2 separate regions of the Homo sapiens genome follow, and region 2 is linked to region 1. The links are chromatin loops, found by intact Hi-C in ENCODE. Cell type or tissue: heart left ventricle. All regions are shown on one strand.

Region 1 (8,000 bases):
GGCAGCCTGTCAGTGGATGGAAACAATTACAAATTAAAACCTGTCACTGGTGAAGAGTCCCTGCCCCCTCTCATGGCGATTAAAGTCAGCTCCCTTTGAGAGGCCTCTGTGCGGGAGTCGGGTGCCTGCCTTGCGCTCCCGTCCCCTTGGGCATCGCTGTGGAAGAGTGCTCCCCTTCCTCGGCAGGACTCCTTGCCGCACTTGCTCATTCGGTCATTCATCCATTTGTTCATTCGTTCAACAGTATTTATGGAGAGGGTAAGGACGTGCCTGGCAGTGCTCCAGGGCCTGGAGATAGAGCCACCCAAAGGCGAGAATTAGCTTGACTGGTAGTGATGAGGATTAGGTCATTTCAGAGAGCAGGGAGGGGCCGTGCCATGTCTGTGGAGACCCAGGTGCAGAAGGAGGGAGGGTGACAGGTGCAAGGCTGGAGGTGGTGAACTGTGGGATGTGGGATGGTGAGGCAAGAAGGGACGGCCAGGAAGAGTGTTCCCAGGGCAATGTGTTGGATGGATAGAGCAAGGGGAATAAAAGATTGACCAGCGGGCCAGGTGCAGTGGCTCACACCTGTAATCCCAGCACTTTGAGAGGCTGAGGTGGGCAGATCACCTGAGCTCAGGAATTCAAGACCAGCCTGACCAACATGGTGAAACTCTGTGTCTACTAAAAATACAAAAAAATTACCTGAGCATGGTGGTGGGCACCTGTAATCCCAGCTACTCAGGAGGCTGAGGCAGGAGAATCCCTTGAACCTGGGAGGCGGAGGTTGCAGTGAGCTGAGATCGCGTCATTGCACTCCAGCCTCCAGCCTGGGCAGCAAGAGCGAAACTCCGTCTCAAAAAAGAAAAAAGAAAAAAGAAAAAAGATTGACTAGGGAGTAGCACCACTGGAAGGAAAAGAGTGAAGCAGGACCAGGCAAGGGGCCCCCAGACCAGTGAGGCCTGACGAGTCTCTATCCACACTGGGAGGGTTCCAGAGCAATGGCTGCCTGTCCCAGGTCCTGCCTGTCCCGGGTCCTGCCTTTCCCGGGTCCTGCCTGTCCCGGGTCCTGCCTGTCCCGGCTCCTGCCTGTCCTGGCTCCTGCCTGATCCAGGTCTGTGCTGGGGACATGGCCAGGCCCTCAAGCCCCTGGCATATTCAGTTATTGGCCATGGATGACCCAGAGAAATATGACTGCTTTGAAAACTGAAGCGCCTGAAGGAGTTAGCATCTGAGTGCCAGGGAACACACTCCTTGTGCTGCTGAGCAGTGAGTCCTTTCTTGAAGGGGGTCTGGGTAATGCATCTCAGTATCTGCCAGAGTAAGAAGTGAGTTTTGTTGGCCCAAAAAGGAGAAGCACCCTGCCCCTACCCCTGCACTTCTAGGCCCCAGAAGGTTCTAATGATGCATCTGCCTGGTGAACCAGGAGGTCTGAGCAGGACTGCAGCTGTTGTGGGCTCTGGCTTTCCAGAGGCTGGGGTGGGACCTCAGGACCTTCACTCACTGTGGGGCCACTGCTGGAGGAGGTGGTTGGGGCTCACAGGTTGGGGCTGGGAGAGTCTTGGCTGCCATGTAGTGCTGGACAGTGGCGTTGGACGGGGAACCAGCATTCCAAGGCTCCTGTTCAGGTTGGGGGTGGGTGAGGGAACAGGTTTTTATAGGGTGAGACCGCTTGGTGTCTCCCGTGTTGAGACACTTTTGGCTGGTGTAGGTGCTACTGTGGAATTTCTGTCAATTACATTTTAAAACGATGAGAGAGAAAAGGCTTGGTTCTTATTTTAGACATGGGTGGTAGTAGTGGTGGTGGAGGAAATGGGGCACTTCACCTGTCATTATTCCTGGAACCAGTTACCTGGAGAGATGATGTAACATGTGTGATGATCAATTGGGGTGCTCAGACTGAAGGCTGGGTTAGGAGAAGAAAACTGATGACTGAAGGCAGGTGCAGGCCCTCCTATTGGCAAGGGTTGAGTAGCTCCTGTTACACACGCTGCCACAGGTGACTCTGCACACAGCATTGAAAGCAACTGTAGGGAGGCACGGGAGAGTGGCCAAAGGCAGGTGGAAACTGGAGGCGGGGCTTTGGAAGAAGGAAGGTGCTGGAGAAGGATTATCCCTTCCCTAGCTTGATGTTGGGAACAGTGTGTGTCACTGGGACATGAGAGCTGGGACAGAAAATGACCAAGGATTTTGCAGCATTCACTACAGAGGAGATGGCTTTCTCACTGGGAGTCCAGCCATCCTGACTCCCTGCTTGAAAAGAGAAATCAATTCTTGTGGGACAAAGTAGGTGCTGAGAGGGGTGAGACATTAACACTGGGGGCCCACGAAGGGACCTGGGGTGCTGAACTTGGAGGGGTGCAGGGGAGGGGAGACAGGCAGTGGCTATCTACTACTTACAGGGTCACCGTGAGTGACAGGAGTAGACTCACCACGTGGTCTTGAGGGTGAAATGGGCGCTCTCAGTTGACATTACAAGCAGACAGTTCTCAGCTCCACATAAAGAACCATTTGCTAAGAAGGAGTCTTATCCATTGAACCATTAATGGAAGGAGCTGCCCTCCTTCCATTATATGGTATACCATTAATACCATACATCCCTGGAGGAATTCAAAGAGAGACCCGCTGGCATTTTAGGGAGACTATTGGAGGCTGTATGGTTGCAGGAGGAAATAGACATTTACATACTGGAAAATCTGGGCTCTGGGGCCAGGTGGCCCTGGTTCCAGTCCCCATCCAGCTGCAGATATTTCATCCTTAAAAAAGAGGAGAAGTTTACTGTCTCAGGACATGGGTTTTTGGGCTTGGGACACATGGAGTACACCACGAGGGGCTGAGTGGAGGAGCAGCCTACAGGTTTGTAGAAACAATGCCACTGGCTCCCTGCTCTCCCCAGCTACTGCACAGCCACTGCATGGCCCTCCAAGTCTGCACTCTGGTTCCCCATCCTGCTGGTGAGAAGCAACTCTCAGGGCCTCCCTGGGATTGGTGAGGCCACACAATGAGTGCCTGGTCCAGTGAGGAGACCAGGTCTCCAGCCTCCCAGCTAGCCTGTCTGCTTCACCCAAGAGCTGCTCCTGAGGCCTGCCCGAGGGGCTGTCGCCACCCAAGGCACCGCGATGATTGGTTAAATGAAGCCCGGTGATTTGGCATGTCTTCCCCTCCTGTGTGCACATTCAGAAAGGGCAATAACCAGAAAATTGAGGCGACCGATGGTGCCTGCCGGACAGCAGAGATGAAACAGATCTGACTACACAGATAAGGAGGAGAAAATGAGCTATCAGGGCCTCCTTGCCCCTGCTTTGATCAGCAGAGACATTGTCGGGTCACAGCGAAGAAGCCCTTCTGGAATCAGACACTATTTTTAGCCCCTTTAATTGTGCTGTATTGAAATCCGCAGGCTCCCTGAACAAAGGGAGTGGGGAAGTAGATTGCCAGGACCTGGGGAGGAGGGAGGTCATGCTGTTATCACTGGAGGCTGAAAGCACCACCCTGTGCTGCTGCTCTGTGATTACCATCAAAGCTAATTAACACAGCTCCTTGAACCAGCTGTCCCAGGTGAGGCCCAGCCTGGGGGAATCATGGTGAGGCCAGTTGGGGAGGAATGGGCTCCTGTTTACTAACTGGCATCTCCCCCAGCACCACCCCTAACACTGTCAGTATGAGGGTGGGCAAAGCTGCCAGTCCCAATGGCCCCAGCTGGACTCTCCTGGCTGGGATCCTGTGCCTCTGGCTCTCCCCACGCCTTGCTCTCCTGTCCTGTCCTGGGACCAGGGATTCTAGCTATCAGCTTTAGGGCAGGTGGATGGGGCCGAGAGTGGGAGCTCACTCCAGGGAGCAGCAGCTTCTATGTGGGCGGGTCACTGGCAAACTGCCCTCTTTACTACCTTTGTTCCTCAGCTACGTCCTGAGCACCTCTTATGTGCCAAACACCTAAGACGCTGGGGATGTGCCGATTAGATGTCCTGGTGGTGGTGGGGAATAAGGCTTGGAGGGAGAGATGCATAGAGGGTGTGACCCTGATGATACGGAAGTTCCTCAGCAGGGATCCCCAGGAAGGGATGAAGTGGCTGAACCCACAGGGCTGGTCATGCACCAATTCAAGGATAAGGAAGGGCAGCCACATGAGTTGGGAGGGGGCTTTCCAGTAGAGGAAAAGTTGATGCAGAGGTACGAAATAAAGGGAGGACTTGGGGCTGGGCGCCGTGGCTCACGCCTGTAATCCCAGCACTTTGGGAGGCCGAGGCGGGCGGATCACGAGGTCAAGAGATCGAGATCATCCTGGCTAACATGGTGAAACCCTGTCTCCACTAAAAATACAAAAAATTAGCCGGGCGTGGTGGTGGGCGCCTGTAGTCCCAGCTACTCGGGAGGCTGAGGCAGGAGAATCGCGTGAACCCGGGAGGCGGAGCTTGCAGTGAGGCGAGATCGCGCCACTGCACTCCAGCCTGGGCGACAGAGCGAGAGAAAAAAAAAAAAAAAAAAAAAAGGAGGACTTGGGGTGGTTGACCACACAGAGAAGCTTCACACCAGGGGATGGGCAGTTAAGAGAGGGTGGGCAGGTTTCATGTCATCCATAGACACAGTCTTATCTGCTGTGTGACTTTTGTTAGAAATGACATGTTTGAAAATGGTCACAGGCAAGGCTCATTTACTCTGTGCGTGCATTCATTTTGAGTCCATTCATTCATGCGCTGGCGCACTCATGACCACTCTCCTATTATTTCTTCATTCTGAGGTTTATTTACCCATTCCCTTCCCTATTGACTCTTTTGTTCATCAGTTCACAATAATGACAATGTATGGAGTTCTTCCTTTCCTCCTTTCTTGGGACGCCCTTGCCCAGCGAGGACCGTGCAGAAGCGGGAACCGGGCACTGGAGGGCGCGCGCGGCACGCGCATCTCGGCTGGCACCTCCTGGCTCCGCGGGGCCGGAAAGAACCTCGAATACTCGGTCTTAAAAGGCTCCTAGTCATCCCGTTCCTTCCACTCCTCACAGCACAGATGGGGAAACTGAGGCCTGGAGAATAAGCGTGGCATACCCAGGGTCACCGGAAGAGTAATGAGCTGAACCAGAGAGGAGGAACGGGAAGCGAGACTTCTAAGCAATGCGGGGTGGCCCCCGGGCCACCGGAGGAGGCATGGTCGGGCACGTCCCCAAGTTTCGGTACCCGTGGTGGCTGTGCCAGCCGATATGAGCCCCTCCCTCTCTAGGAAGGCGCAGGACTCGGGGAAGCCTCCGCGGCCAGGCCGCCTGCCTACCCGCAGACCCCGGGCGCCGCCCGCGTTCCCTGCCCTTCACTTCCCAACCCCTGCGTGGCCCCAGGGTCCACATTCCTGGAGTTTTCCTCCCCAGTAAATAGTGCTGTCCCCCACTTAACAGCAGAGGCGCCCAGGAGTTCAGGCGATGTGTCCAAGGCCGAACAGAGGGACAGCAGTGAGCTGCTCAACCTTTCCAGCTGCGCAGCCAGGACACGGCTGGGGGCGGGTGGAGATGTGGCGCAGGGTTAGGGTCCGGGTCCCGGGAAGTAATGACCGAGGGCGGTGACCACTGTCTTCAGCTTCCCGGCGGGCTTCCCTCCAAGGGATCCCTAAGCCCGAAGGTGCCCGGCTGGGAGAGCAGAAAGTGTACTGGCACTGGGACAGACCGCTGGGGTGAGGCGGGGGCGGGGAGAGCTGGCCAAGCGCCTGGGCGGGGCTGGGGCGGGGCCTGGGCGGGGCTGGGGCGGGGCCAGGGCGGGGCCGGGGCACGAAGGGGTCTGTGAGCGACCCCTTGCCCGCTTTCCCCGCTGTACAATGGGTATAGGTGTGCTGCCCTTTCTACTCCCAATGGCTTTGTCCAGAGTGACCACACTCGGGAATTAATCGCGGCACACTCCCTGTGGTTGTCTCCGGGAAACTCGCAGGCGCCTGGGATGAAACTGGGCTGTGTGGCCCTGAAGTGAGGTCCTCAGTGTGCCTCTCAGGCTGACTGAACCCAGGGGGGAGCCGTGCCTGGCTTATGGTGGTCCCCAGTCCTGCCCTTCTCCTGGCTTCATGTTCTTACTGAGGCCACGTGCCCCATCCCCAAGACACCCACCTGCCCCATAGAGACGCCTCCTCCTGCATCCTTCTCTGCTCCTGCAGGACTCTTGGGGACTCCATCCCTCCCTCTTCCCAGCTCTGCACTGGCTAGGTGGGGCACCTTCATTCAGTGTTGTTACAACAGCCTCAGGACTTGCCTCTGTGCCTGCAGCCAGAGAGCAAAGCAGAAACCGATCTTGGCCACTCATCCTGCCTAAACCTTCTATGGCTCCCCAGTGCCTTCTGGGATCAATTAAACCCCTTAGCATGAATTGCCCCTGATCAAGTGATCAAGGCTATGACGTCTTGAAGTCTTGTTTTGTCTTTTCTTCTTTCTTTCCTTCTTCTTTCCTTCTTTTCATTTCTTTCTTCCGTTCTTTCTTTTTTCTTTTCTTTCTTTTTTTTTTTTGAGACAGGGTCTTCCTCTTCACCTAGGCTGGAGTGCAGTGAGGCAATCTCGGCTCGCTGCAACCTCCTCCCGGGTTTAAAGGATTCTTGTGCCTCAGCCTCCCTGAGTAGCTGGCCACGGTGGTCTCAAACTCCTGGTCTCAAGTGATCCACCTGCCTTGGCCTCCCAAAGTGCTGGGATTATAGGCCTGAGCCACCGTCCCTGGCTGCTCCTGATCAAGTCTTTAGTCTCAACTCTGGTCACACAGCTGCCTCCCTCTACCGCCTGTGCTACATCTGCAAAGCACTCACACAGGCACACACTTGTGTCCACACCCACACATGTGCACATGAGCAGCGCCTGCACACACAATAGACGGACACACAGGTACTCCTATAATTTGCCATGTTCTCTCCCCTACCTTTGCACTTGCCTTGAACATACCGTTCCTCTTTTTCTGTCCAATACTTTCTCAGGTTTCAGGAATCAACTAAGTCATCACTTTTTCCAGGAAGCTGCCTAGACAGCTAGTGTGTTAGGTGCTCTCCCCTGGGCTCCCCTCGTCCCTCTGGTGCAGCACTGACCTGTTTCTGGTCCCCCACAGAAGACAGGGCATGTCCTGAAGGCAGGGCAAGACATATTTCTCCTTTGTTGCCCTGCAGGAGGCCTGACACAGAGACAGCCTTCTGGAGGGTTTGTTAAAATGAATGAATGAGGAAAACCAGAGTATCCATCAAATGGAAAACTGAAGAAATGTGAGATGGTTGGATGGATACCCAGAACAAGGCTGGCTCCAGAATGTGCTGGAAGCTCACAGTGCCTACAGCAGGACAGACAAATCTTCTTCAGTGAGGACAAGCTAGCTCAGGTGGTGTCACGGCGACCCACAGACCAGTGGCTCAAAACTTGGACAGTTTATTTCTCATTTGCACTTCAGGGCATTGTGGTCAGCAGGAGCTCTGCTCATTACCGTCACTTGTGTGCAGCTGACAAAGCAGACCAAGTCCAATGCAGCCTGCCTGTGTCACAACAGAGCAGGGTTCTGGAGAGAAACTTGGCATATCCCTTCTGCTCACAGCTCACTGGACAGAGCTAGTAACATAGCCCCACCTGCCCCAACCACAAGGGGCTTGGAAGTGCCATCTGCCTTGGGCTCGGAAACGTGGCAACCTGGAAAAACGGCCAGTGGTACTAATGACAACCACTGTCCATGTGTCACCAGGGAGCCCGGAGAAAGGGGCTTTGAGAAGACCTCAAAACTATATAAGCCAGCCTCCCATAGCACTCCTGTTTTCTGTTTGCCCCCTCCCACCACACTAAGCCACCTACCATGGCCAACAGGAATACCAAGAATTATAAAGTCAGAAGAGATCTTGGGATCTAAGACAGACTGATTCTTCTAGGGTGTGTGTGCATATGTGCAGGTGTGTGTGTGCGTGTATGAGTGACCGTGTGTTAGTGTGTGGATGCAGGTGCACTGTGTGCATATGTGTGTTTGTGTGCATATGTGCATGTGCGAGTAAGTATGTGTGTTTGCTGGGAGCAGTGATGTTGTGTGTAGTGGGTCAAT
Region 2 (8,000 bases), 140 kb after region 1:
GAGTGTGAGGAACGTTAATCCATTGCAGCCCCAGGCTGGGGGCACTTTCCCTGGGGAAGTACAGGGGCCAAGAAGTGGAACCCCAAAAACAGGAGACAAGCCTCTCACCCCACTTGGCTCTGCAGTGGCAAAATCGGATACGATTACTTGTTGTCACTTCGTTGGTATTCCGGTTTAGAATGAGCCTATAGAAAAACACACACACACACTGAAGATAATCAGGGTCACTGAATTGAATGTGATTTTTGGTGAGATTGAAATTGTGCAAGTCCAGGCCTATCAGTGGCAAGTAGGAGGAGGAGGTGAGAAGTGGAGGGAAGGGAGAGGATGCTGACGGTCTACTTTGCACAGGGAGGTTGAGAGGCAGATGACATTGGATCACAGAGGAACACGTGCTTTACCATATTGTTTAAAGTTGCAGAGAAAATCAACTCAGGGGAGAACCAAATGTAATTATAAAAGTGTCCAGTATTTGGAGAAAGCAATGAAAAATGATGTGGAGAGTGATGTCAAAGTGTTGAACTGCCATCCTTCGTATGCGAGGTGAGTCAGCAGCATCCTGAAGTGACAAAGATGATGGGCACACTCAAAGAGGTTAACGAGGCACAGAGTATTTTGAGGGGAACTCATTTCAGAGCTGTGGGCTGGGTTAAGGGCCTCTCATCCCAGCACAAGCACCACCCTTAGGTCTTAAGGGACAGGAGACGAATGTTGTTACTGGAGCTGGGCCAGGTGGGGGCCTTGGGTGAGGGGCCTCCCCTCCCCTGTTGCTTTATCGGAGCATAGCACTGCAGAAGCACAGAGGGAGGTTGGGGCAGGTGGGGCCCACTCTGGCCTAACCTACCTGCATGTTCTGCTGATGAAGCCCTTGCAGTCTGCCCCCATCTCCTGGGCACAGAGTAGGGGAGAATGAATCTAGGTTGGGTAAATGAAGAATTACCTGCATGAAAGCCAATAGACATTGTTTGAAGCTGGTGAGTCCAAAACTAGGATAATAAGCATATTATCTAGAAAAATGAAGTAACCCGTTGGAAACCTATAATCAAAGATGGTGAAAGGGCTTTTGGAGAGCAGGGCTGTGGGTAGGGTGTATGTGGGAGAGGATTGCTTTTCAAACAAAAGCTCTCTGTACTATTTGAATTATTTTTTTAATTCTTGAAGAAAACTTGTAAACCACAGGGAAAGCATACGATATCAAAAACATCTCAACTGGCTGAGAAAATGGACTTGATTTAGTAAGACGAAATTTAGCAGCAATTCATTTAAATGAATGACCTTTTTTCCAAAAAAAGGCACGTGGACAGTACAAAGAAATGACTCAGATAGGCCTCCCAGCTTCAACTCTGCCTACGGCATGGTTAAGTGATGCATTGGGGATGCCCACAGCTTTGTGATCTCCTTAAAGAACCGACCCTGCTTCCCCATTGCACGTGAAAAGCAATTCCAGAGGCTATAAGTAGAAATGATAACCTACCTTCTCCCAGTACACCATCAAGCCAATACCATTGTCAATATCCCTGCTTACTGGAGTCACCACCCAAAGTTCCAAGTTTCCCAGTCTCTTCTTAAGGCCCTTCATGGAAATCCATCTCCCATTACTCCTACTCCTCCAAACCCTTCCACCAGGTGCCCTGGAATTCACAGTCTTGTCAAAAACTTTCTCTGTGTTCTCTGACTTCTCATTAAATGTGACCTAATGTTCATGCTCTTTCAGGAGCCCTGCTTTCCCTGAGGACATTGCTCTCTCTTCAGTCCACTCAAGTGGGGACTGTTTGTTGTTGTTTGTTGTTTTTTCTCATCCTAAGTACCACTGGGATCTACCAAGGGGCAATATGCCTGGGTGAGGAGGGCTGTTCTGTCTCCGTTTCCTCTTCTTGCAAACACCCAGTTGTTTGAAATGCCCTTTATCAGATTCCATTCCTGCTTCCCGCCCCCCAGTCATTCTCCCTTGTTTCCTGGGGATACCTTGCAGCTTCGTGCTTTTCTCTCCAGCACAACGTTTGCCTTTCAGGATCCACATAAACCTTAGTCTGATTTCACAGTTCCTTGGCATGTTCGCCAGCACCGACCATTTCCTCCGTCTCATAGGCCCCCTGCGGTGGCAGCAGGCCGACCTTACTGCTGCACTGCCTCCAGTGTAGCACCATCCAGCTCCCTGACCATTTGCACCCCCACATTCTCAACACTCTCTCTGGAGCTGATTCTGACACTTCTCTAGGCTTGTTGGAATCCTCGATACTTTGACCCTATCCTGTCTCTCATGTCCACAGTTCTTTCCTCACCCCGGTTAGACTCTGAAGTCCACATGGGACCCACCCTGCAACCTCAACCTCCGCTCCTCCTTGCCCGTTAGCGACCTTGCCCTTCTCTCCTTGTGACTCGCTGTCTGAAGAAAGCCCAGCCCCGATGGAACACCATTCACCTCCTACCCTGCACTTTCACCCTCGCAGCTCAGTGTGTGCTGCCAACGTTGTGTTAAATTTATAAGCACTGGACTTATATAAACTCTGCCCAGTGGCCTGTTACATTTTCTGGTCACTTGGATCCTCTCTCTGGGAATGCTGTTGCACATCTCTTCTCTTTTTTCTCCAGACCCCTGAAGCTCTTCTCTCATCTTATTACTTTCAAAATAGAATCCACTGAGATATGGCCACTTCCTCCTTCCACCACAGAATCTATGATTCCACAGGCCTAGAAGCACAGTCCTGCTTCCGTCTCTGGCCACCTTTCCGCAGGGGCATTCAATGTCATCTCTTCTTTCTTAAGGGTCTCACTCCTCTGCCTCCTGGATCACTTGCATCAGTGCACATCTTGCACTTTAACCCCTTCCATTTTCCTCCCCAACTACCAATTCTTTTGTTCTCTATTGCAGCAAAACTTCTTTAAAAAGTCACCTAAAGTTACTGCCTCCAATTCGTCTCCCATTCTTTCTTTCTCCTTTGACTATATTTTTAAAATTGTGAAGCTTTACATACATACAAAACATGCAGAAAACAATAGTGTACATACAGCTCAATGAATTATCACAACATCAGCCCCCATGGAAGCACCGTCCAAGTCAGGACACAGGACATGTCCAGCCTCCCAGAAGCCTCTCATGCCATCTCCAAATCTTACCTTCCTTTTCCCCACACAATGGTAACAGCTATGCTAACTTTATTGTATTTGGTTTCCTTTCCTTTTCTTTTTTTTTTTTTATTTGACAGAGTCTCGCTCTGTTGCCAGGCTGGAGTGCAGTGGCGTGATCTTGGCTCACTGCAACCTCTAGGGTTCAAGTGATTCTTCTGCCTCAGCCTCCCGAGTAGCTGAGACTACAGGCTCATGCCACCACACCCAGCTAATTTTTGTATTTTTAGTATAGACAGGGTTTCACCATGTTGGCCAGGATAGTCTCAATTTCCTGACCTCGTGATCCGCCCGCCTCGGCATCCCAAATTGCTGAGATTACAGGCGTGAGCCACCTTGCCTGGCCTTCGTTTTTCTTTTTCAAGTTTCGCCTAAGGAAGAATATGGTTTTCTTTGCTTTTTGAACATTACATAAGTGGAATCATATAGTGTCTACTTATTGGAGTCTGGCTTTTCTCACTCAACTTATGTCCATAAAATTAATTCACTTTGTTGTTATCCGTAGCTGTAGTTCATTCATTTTCATTGTATCCTAATATACAAATATATTAGAATTAATTTGATCTATTCTGCCACCAATGGACATTGGATTATATCCAGTTTGGGGCAATTATAAGTAATGTTGCTATGAAAATTCTTGTGCATGTACATGTACCCTGGTGTTCAGGTACACACATTTCTGTTGGATATGTATTTACACAGATATATACACACATGCACACACTATACATTATATATACATACTATATATAATATATGTGCATACTATACATATTATGTATACACATTATATACATAATATATACAGATACTACACATACTCTATGTATAGACACATACACAATGTACATAATATACACAGACACTTATACATTATGTACACACACACACACACACACTTCACACTATGCACAAAAAAGTGGACTTGCTGCTTCATAGAGTATGCATTCGACTTTGTTAGATAATGTAAACTTTTTCCCAAAGTGCCAATTTCCATGGGCACCAGCAGTATATAAATTTCTCAATATTCTACTTCTTCCAAACACTTGGTATTTTGAGTGTTATAAATTAAGTTATTCTGTCTGGTATATAGGAGTATTTCATTGTGGTCTCTATTGGCATAGATAAAGAAATCAGATAGGATGACCTATGAGGCTGAGTATCAAAAGAAACAGGAAGGAGCTCATGGTTGATTACATGGGCCGGTAGAACTAGACTTGACATCTGTCTTAGGCATTGACTCACTTACTGACACTGGACTACTTAGTTTCTCTCCTTGATCTGTAGCTTTCTTTTATGTAATGCATGCATCACTTTCACCTTGCAGATTTATGGAGAGGATTAAAAATAATAAAGCTAGACACTGTGCCTCACCCCTGTAAATCCCCATATATATATATATATATATATTGACTGGGGAATAGTAGGTGCCCAATAAGTGGTGACTGTTTTTACCTCGTATCTTCACTTATTAGTGGTAAAGTCACCAATGGAAACAAAGCAGGCAGAGTTCCAGCAGACTGTGAGGAAGCAGCAGGAGTCTTGAGGGTTCACTGCTGAATGGTCCCCTGGGATAGCTTGTACTGTTGTGCAACAAATATTTACTCTTCCCTTCCCCAGCATGAGCCCAGTGCACTGCCTTACCCTAGTCCTCTGGGATTTGCTTTGGCTGGGGGAATGTGAGTGAACATGACCTGAGTGTATCCCAGCACAGTTTGGAATGTGCTAGATGGCTAGGTTCAGCCTCTTGCCCTCCAGCTCTCCCTCATAGGAAGAGCATGTGCAGGAAGCCACTGTTTCTCCAGCTTGGGCCATGCTCCTGGAAGCTTGGATGGCTCTTACTATGCCAGCTTGATGCCTTGACTCAGCTGTGTCTGACTTTGTCAAGAATTGTTGGAAATGATGACCATCTGAAACATCAGAATTTTATTGTGCATGGCAACAATAAAAAAAAACATGAAATAGATTTTCTTTTGGTATAAGAATAAATATGACAGTGGACAGATATTTTGATATTCAGTCCTGAAGCTGTTAGTGTTTGTTTTCTCAGAAACATGAAACAATAGGTATGAAAGGCTTTTCTGCTTGGAAAGGAGAAAATGCAGTTAAAGAAAAACAGTACCATTTTAAATCATAGTTCTCTCTATATTGATGCAGCTTGAAGGGTGAAAATAAATTTCGCAAACTGGAATCTTGAAGGATGGTAATAAGCTAGATCAGAATATAGAAATATTTGCAGAATAGTAGATATTTAGACATCATTGAGTGCAACCCTCTCATCTACATATAATAAGAAAAGGGTTAATACTAAATATGAACTATTGTTTATCTCCCTATACACCTACCCACTCATCTATTCATCCATCTGTGGTTCCAATCATTTATGTATTCAACAGCCATTCACCTACAGTCCACGTGTGCCCGACACTGTGCTAAGTGTGGAGGACACAGAGGTCAATCAGATGCAGAATTGCCTTCAGGAAGAATAGCGTCAAGCAGTGGAGATAATAACTTTACAGTAAATCCCACACAGTGCTATAGATGTTTCCTGGATGCCTCGGCAGGGCTCCATTGGGAGACTGGAACGGAGTCCACGGTGTTCCTATAAAGATGTCTAGATCTTAGGTAAAGAGACTCCGTTTTGTACTTTTTCTTCAGACCCCACAGCAGTCGGCGCTGTGGAGCACAGGGAAGTGGCAGGTGATTAAAAATACTTGGTATGGAAGCAATTAAATCTTCTCCCATGGTTATTTCATTTTAGGGACACGACCAGCTCAGCCCTGTGGCCGTCTCCACCTGGTTCCATGTCACAGCCCCTTGATACATCTGGGCAACACTTTCTGATCTGTTTCTACCCGCCAAAACCAAGCCTGGTACATTCAGCCATTCTCTCTCAATCTCTCTCTCTCCTGTTCTTTTAATTTTACCTCTACTAATGAGTGTTTGAGACAACAGTAAACTCTTCTATAGTTTATAGCAATTCAGTCTATTTCAATTCTAGCCTTAGTTTCCTCCCTCAACTACCATTCAGACTGGCATACATCTATCATCTCTATGTCATCGTGAGAATTGTATGAGTTTGTTCATGTAAAGCACTAAGAACAATGTCTGACAAATAGTGGGCTCTCAACAGTTTTTTTTTATTAGCTAGTGTATCTTTGAGTACTTTTATGAAAATTTCTGAATAACAAATTCTGAAAAATCAAATTGCTGAGTGAAAGGGTAATAAATTTGAAATACAGAAAGATATTTGCTAATTGGCAATTTTCACTCCCACTTCCATAGAATATGAAAGTCCTTATTTCACCATCGCATGTCAATAGAGTATTGTATTAATCTGTAAAATATTAAAAATCCAATGTATGAAAAATAGCATCTTATAGCTAGCTTAATTTGTATTTTATTTTTTTATTTTTTATTTTTATTTTTATTTTATTTTATTATTATTATACTTTAAGTTTTAGGGTACATGTGCACAACGTGCAGGTTTTGTTACATATGTATACATATGCCCTGTTGGTGTGCTGCACCCATTAACTCGTCATTTAGCATTAGGTATATCTCCTAATGCTATCCCTCCCCGCTCCCCCCACCCCACAACAGTCCCCGGTGTGTGATGCTCCCCTTCCTGTGAAAAGCAAGCCTGCATACCTACTAGATCTATTCATATATAGCCTATTTGTGCTTTGTTTGTGAATGACCTGTTTAGGTTCTTTGCACACTTCTCTTTTTTGTTGATTCTCTATATTCTGATTGATTTACTGTAGTTATTTGTATATTGTGTATAACAATTTAACTGTTACATATGCAAATATTTTCTTCCTGTCATGGTCTTTTGACTATTCGCTACTGATCTCACTCTTTATACTACTTCCATTTATTTTTAGGATTGGACAGGGCATCAACCATGCAGCCAAGAACATTTATAAACACTTGACCACAATATTAAGAAAATTAGTTTGAGGTTATAGAAGAACTAATGTGGCAGGAAGACTTGAAGGGCTAAAAGTCTATAGAAAGGAGAAGCACAGAAAAGTAGTTCTGACATTTGGTATCACTTTGTCTCCAGAGGCATTTTCTCATAAACAAATGGTGGCTGAGAAAGCTGAGAAGAGATGATGACAATCTTTTGAGGCTGGGGAGAAAAATGAAGTTCACAACTCAGCAAAGAGGATGGGCTCTGGTAAGTGCCTCAGCATTTAGATGAGGTCTCTGACTTACCAACATTCATGTGATACATTTGTTATGATAAACCAATATAGATGCATTATTATGAACTATAAGTCCATAGCAATATGAAGGGTCACCCCTTGTATTATATAGTCTATGGGTTTTGACAAGTGCATAATATCATGTACCTGCCATTACAATGTCACGAAAAATAGTCCCACTGCCCTGAAAATCCCCTATGTTTCACCTATTCATCCTCCTCCTTCCCTGAGTCCTTGAAAACCATAGATCTCTTTTTGTTGTTTCTATAGTTTTGCTTTTTTCTAGAATGTCATACAGTTGGAATCATACAGAATGTAGTCTTTTCAGATTGGCTTCTTATGCATAGAAATATACATTTAAGGTTCTTTCATGTCCTCTTGTGGCTTAGAGGAAAAGCTCATTTTTAAAAATTACTAAATAATATTTCATTGTATGGACATATATTAAGTTTGTTTATTCAATATCATCTATTGATATACATTTTATTTGTTTTCAATTTTTTGCAATTATGATTAAAGCTGCTATAAACATTCATGTGTAGGTTTTTTGTGGATATAACCTTCCAATTAAATTGGTAAATGCTCTGAGTACAATTGCTAGATTGTATGAGAAGACTGTTTAGCTTTGTAGGAAACTGCCAAACTGTTTTCTAATGTGGCTGT

What was found. Peaks named below come from ENCODE experiments on the same cell type or tissue, not always from the same donor. Only the 100,000 strongest peaks of a DNase experiment are listed, where the experiment ranks them.
Region 2: it touches region 1 in a loop (6-fold over the local background); 18 of 110 quality-filtered maps call a loop at or near these places.

What each region holds. Positions count from the first base shown.
Region 1 is chr2:126,774,423-126,782,422 of GRCh38, reverse strand. LOC124907882 (a long non-coding RNA gene) reads right to left here and starts at 5,612. Exons shown (of 2, transcript XR_007087224.1): 1 at 5,516-5,612; 2 at 4,700-4,999. In heart left ventricle, a CTCF peak has its summit at 4,856; DNase peaks (open chromatin) are centred at 4,882, 5,212, 5,542 and 5,896; H3K4me3 peaks cover 1,147 bases; H3K27ac peaks cover 677 bases; H3K27me3 peaks cover 1,541 bases.
Region 2 is chr2:126,632,259-126,640,258 of GRCh38, reverse strand. It overlaps LOC105373602 (a long non-coding RNA gene), which reads left to right and starts at 5,904. Exons shown (of 3, transcript XR_001739693.1): 1 at 5,904-5,999; 2 at 7,196-7,309. In heart left ventricle, a CTCF peak has its summit at 5,793; a DNase peak (open chromatin) is centred at 5,802.